Regions from separate parts of the Homo sapiens genome. Here region 1 is linked to region 2. A link is an interaction called in ENCODE POLR2A ChIA-PET data of the cell type or tissue named here. Cell type or tissue: GM12878. All regions are shown on one strand.

Region 1 (2,500 bases), 310 kb before region 2:
TATAAGGAAGTCTGAACCTCAGATCGCTCATCTAGAAAGTAGAACAAGTAACAAACCTCATAATTTGCTGTGAGGAATATACATAACGTGTGTAGATTGCCTATTATAGCACTGTGGTTAGCAAGGCAGTAGGCATTCAACAAATATTTGCTAAATTGGAACCAATTTTATTTACGAACAAACTAAACACACACACACACACACACACACACACACACATTTCTATTCACCCTACACATGCTGAAACTTTGTATGTAAATAAACACTATCCCGGAAATCTGAAGACTGTTGGAAGGCTGGACACGGTGTCTCACACCTGTAATCCCAGCACTCTGGAAGGCTGAGGTAGGTGGATCTCCTGAGCTTAGGAGTTCAAGACCAGCCTAAGCAACATAGTGAACCCCCATCCCTATGAAAAATACAAAAAAAAAAATTAGCCAGGTGTAGTGGCATGTGCCTGTAGTCCCAGCTACTCAGGAGGCTGAGGTGGGAGGACCCCTTGAGCCCAGGAGGCGGAGGTTGCATTGAGCCAAGATGACACCATTGCACTCCAGCTTGGATGACAGAGTAAGACCCTGTCTCAAAAAATAAATAAGTAAATAAATAAATAAATAAATAAATAAATGACTGTTGGAAGATGCCAGATATTTCTAAAGTTGGTTAACTTTGTTTATACTATCTGTAAATTATTTTGAAATTCTACATTCTAAACAGGACCTAAGAGAAGCAATGGAGAGAACTTTATGAAGAAATTGAAAAAAGAAAGCAGGCAGAAGAGGCCAAGAAGTAAAAGGAAACGGATGAAGAAAAGGAAGATGGCATTTGGGGAATTGAAGAAGAGGGAAATGAATTGGATCCCACTACAGAGCCAGGAAATGACAGGGAGATGCAGGAACATGATGCTGACAGAGTGTTTCTGGGTAAAAATGAGGAAGTCCTTGTTGACCAGAAGGGTGAACTGTAACTGGGATTGTGGAGGCAAATGTTAGGAGGAGAAATATTCATGAGGTTGGTACAATTTGGGGAGCAAAATAACTTACTTTTTTGAAATAAACTTTGGATTTGTATTTCCATCCCGCTCCCTTTGCTCTGTGTGACCTGGGGAAAGTCACACTGCCTCTTGGGGCTTCTGTTTCCTTATTAGTAGAAAGGGAGTGATCATTTCTGTTTTATGAGGTTGTAGGGATTAAATGAACTAATGTATGTAAAGTGCCTGATACAAATAGGTAGTCAAAAAATGGTTGCTATCACTACTATCATTATTATGGTGTTTATGAAATTAGTTATCAGTAAATAAACTTCTGTATAAACTTAATCCTCACTTTCAATTTATCCCAGGACACCCAAGGATTTTATTTTGTTTAAATGTATGGGGCCAGGCACAGTGGCTCTTGCCTGTAATCCCAGCACTTTGGGAGGCTAAGGTGGGTCGATCACCTGAGGTCAGGAGTTTAAGACCAGCCTGGCTAATGTGGTGAAACCCTGTCTCTACTAAAAATACAAAAAATTAGCTGGGCTTGGTGGCGGGCACCTGTAATTCCAGCTACTTGGGAGGCTGAGGCAGGAGCATTGCTTGAACCTGGGAGGCGAAAGTTGCAGTGGGCCGAGATCGCACAACTGCACTCCAGCCTGGGTAACAGAGCGAGACTCCGTCTCAAAAAATAAATAAAATAAAATAAAATAAAAACGTATGTATTAGTATTTACTGAGCAGTGCTGATGGTTATACTTGTGGACAGATGATGTTTTCCTCTTGCAGATGTATCAAGCACTTAACAACTAGATTTCCCCCTAACATAAGAAAAAATACTTTGTGAAAATCTATTTGCTTTTCTGCTGTTTTGTGCCCTAACTTTTAAATAATTGTCACTTGTTTGCAAGTTTGCTAGTCTCATATTTATTTTTTTCTGTACTACCTGCTCACGTGTCATCATGCACATTCTTGTAGCTCTTTATAGATTAGAAAGCACTTTGCCATAAATTTGTGGAGCTTCTACAATGTGCTCATCTAATCCTCATAGCAGCCATTGTAGAGGATACCATTCTTATCTTCATTTTACAGATGCGGAAACTGCTCAGAGTGGGTAAGTCACTTGCTCAAGGTTAAACAGCTAGTAAGGGACAGGACCAGTCTCTCAAGCTTGTCTGGTTTCGAAGTTTATACTTCCATAAAACAATAACCCTATAAATAACTCTAACAAAGCACTATAAAAGAAAACAGTTTATCCTTCCACTGCACCAGGCTGTGGAATGAGTGAGTGAATATCTATTACTATTGAATACATAAAGTAGGCAACCGACATTCCACATGGAAAAAAAATGCCTTTTTAAGTGCTTTTTGTTTTGTTTTGTTTTGAGACAGAGTCTTGCTCTGTTGCCCAGGCTGGAGTGCAGTGGCACAATCTCAGCTTACTGTAACCTCCACCTCCAGGGTTTAAGCCATCCTCCTGCCTCAGCCTCCCGAGTAGCTTGGGAGTACAGGCGTGTGCCACCACATCTGG
Region 2 (2,500 bases):
CAGCTACTCGGGACAGGCTGAGGCAGGAGAATGGCGTGAACCCGGGAGGCGGAGCTTGCAGTGAGCTGAGATCGCGCCACTGCACTCCAGCCTGGGTGACACAGCGAGACTTCGTCTCAAACAAACAAACAAAAAAAAAAACAAATTCAAAAAATATATAATGAAATTAACTTTCCCAAAGCTCAACGTACTTTATAAATTAGAAGTGATAGGCCAAACACTAAAGCACAGGATTCTGGGAATGCTTAATAGACACTAACAACCATACAATTGCACACTCTTACAGCAAAATGCTGATCATTACATTCACTAAAGTATAAGTGCGTGCTTTGTGAAAATTGTAGTTCTAGCAATGTGAAAATGAACCAGACTTGAATTCTAAAAGAGCAGATGTGACACTGTCACAAATAATTAAAATTAAAAGGGTAAAGTGTCTTAAGAATGGTGCATGAATAAAGGAGTTCAGATTAAGAAAAGTGTATGTAGGAGAAATCAGAATTCGTGGATTCTTGGCATTTGAACTGGGCCCTGGATATTAGAAATGAGACTGGGAAGGATTAAGGAAGAACATTCTGGGCAATGGATACAGAATGGGCAAAGACAGGAAAGCAGAAGACATACATGGAATACAGCAAACTGCTCAGTATGACTGGAGTATACAGGTTGTATAAAAGAAAGCACAAGGCTATGAAGAGCTGAAAAAGTATATGTAGAGCCAAATCATGACTTTGAATGCTAAGTCAGATATCTTCAGTGGTTAGTCCTAATAAAGAATCATTAAGGGCCGGGCGTGGTGGCTCACGCCTGTAATCCCAGCTCTTACGGAGGCCAAGGTGAGTGGATTACCTGAGGTTAGGAGTTGCACACCAGCCTGAGCAATATGGTGAAACCCCATTTCTATTAAAAATACAAAAATTAGCTGGGTGTGGTGGCGCATGCCTGTAATCCCAGCTACTCGGGAGGCTGAGGCAGGAGAATTGCTCGGACCCGGGAGGCGGAGGCTGCAGTGAGCTGAGGTGGCACCACTGCACTCCAGCCTGGGCAACAGAGTGAAGACTCTGTTTCAAAAAATAATAATAATAATAATAACAATCATTAAGGATTATGAGGCAAGTGATCTGATCCGGGATGAAATTTATCTGGCAACATGGTATAAAATGAATGAGGAGGAGACATCAATTATGTTGCTGTAAGAACTGATGAGGACAATTATGATGGTGACCTTACAAGGTAAGAAGTCACAGTTCTAATTTAGTCTATCATCAAATATTCACTGGGTGTCTACAATATGGAAGGTAACATTCTACTCCACTAAGATATCTTACAAGTTTAATGTATCATTCTCATTCTTGAGGAAACTGATGTGGAGAAACAACTGTTAAAGCAACAAAAGCTAATAAGGCAATATATGATTTCCAGATAAATGTTACAAACACAAAAAAACTGTACATGACAAATCAGCAGAGACAGGAAAAAAATGGTCAGTGAAGGCTTTATTAACAAAGGTGGAGTTAGTTGATCTGCCCCTCAATAAGAAGGCTGAACTTCTTGAGCATAAAGAAGGGGAGGGATAAAACTTCAAAAAGGTAAATTGTTAAAAGCTGAATAATTGTATAATAAGGCCTAGATACGTGAAATAAATTTGGAGATATTTTCCACCCAAATGTTAAACAAAATGCTAATAAAAAAACACAACCCTTTAATTATCTAAATTTAACTTCGTAAGTTATCAGGAAAATGAGGCATTAATATACCATTACAGGCAGGGCACAGTGACTCACATCCGTAATCCCAACACTGGGAGACATGGTGGGAGGATCACTTGAGCCCAGGAGTTCGAAACTAGCCTGGGCAAAGTGAGACTCCATCTCTAAAAAAAACAAGCCCATCCCCCACAAAACATTATAGCATTGCATGCTTAAAAATAAGCAGTACATTCTAGATTTTTTATAAGGAAGGGGGTTATTTTTAGTGCATTCTACAGGATAAACCAATCCTTTTAACAACAAAAGAGGGTTTTTGGTTTTGTTTGTTTTTTGTTTTTGTTTGGTATTTTAATAGAGATGGGGGTCTCACTTTGTTGCCCAGGCTGGTCTCGAATTCCTGGGGTCAAGTGATCCTCCTGCCTCTGCCACCTAAGTGCTGGGATGACAGGTGTGAGCCACTGTGCCCAGCCAAAAAAAAAAAAAAAAAAAGGTATCTTGAAGAAAGCTTTATGCAGACACAATTTGAAATATCCAAAATGTTACATTTTCTTATTTGTCAAAAAAGCTCCCCAAAACAATCTGATAAATTCTTTCCTTTTTCATATTTTACATGTAAGCGGCAGAGCCAGAATTTGAACACAGGACAATCTGACTCTAAAAGCAGAGCTATACTTGCATTCAATGCTATACAAACTTATTTTCTCAGGATTTTAAAATTTCAAATGTATCAATCAAAAAGTATAGGTCGGGGAAGAAGACTGGCGAATCTCAAACTATATAACTACTGCAAAATT

Evidence for each region. ChIA-PET counts read pairs that join two places held together with the same protein. Peaks named below come from ENCODE experiments on the same cell type or tissue, not always from the same donor. Only the 100,000 strongest peaks of a DNase experiment are listed, where the experiment ranks them.
Region 1: POLR2A ChIA-PET joins it to region 2 with 6 read pairs; 1 of 35 experiments calls an interaction of 5 or more read pairs at or near these places.

The regions. Positions count from the first base shown.
Region 1 is chr1:51,549,687-51,552,186 of GRCh38, reverse strand. All of the region lies in intron 1 of EPS15-AS1 (EPS15 antisense RNA 1), which reads right to left. It also overlaps a transcript of OSBPL9 not described here. Among named protein-coding and RNA genes, the nearest start is that of EPS15, 32 kb to the right of the region's middle. In GM12878, no CTCF peak of the experiment used is centred here; no DNase peak of the experiment used is centred here; H3K27ac peaks cover 423 bases.
Region 2 is chr1:51,242,021-51,244,520 of GRCh38, reverse strand. The region is part of intron 1 of RNF11 (ring finger protein 11); the gene reads right to left. Among named protein-coding and RNA genes, the nearest start is that of RNF11, 7.0 kb to the right of the region's middle. In GM12878, no CTCF peak of the experiment used is centred here; no DNase peak of the experiment used is centred here.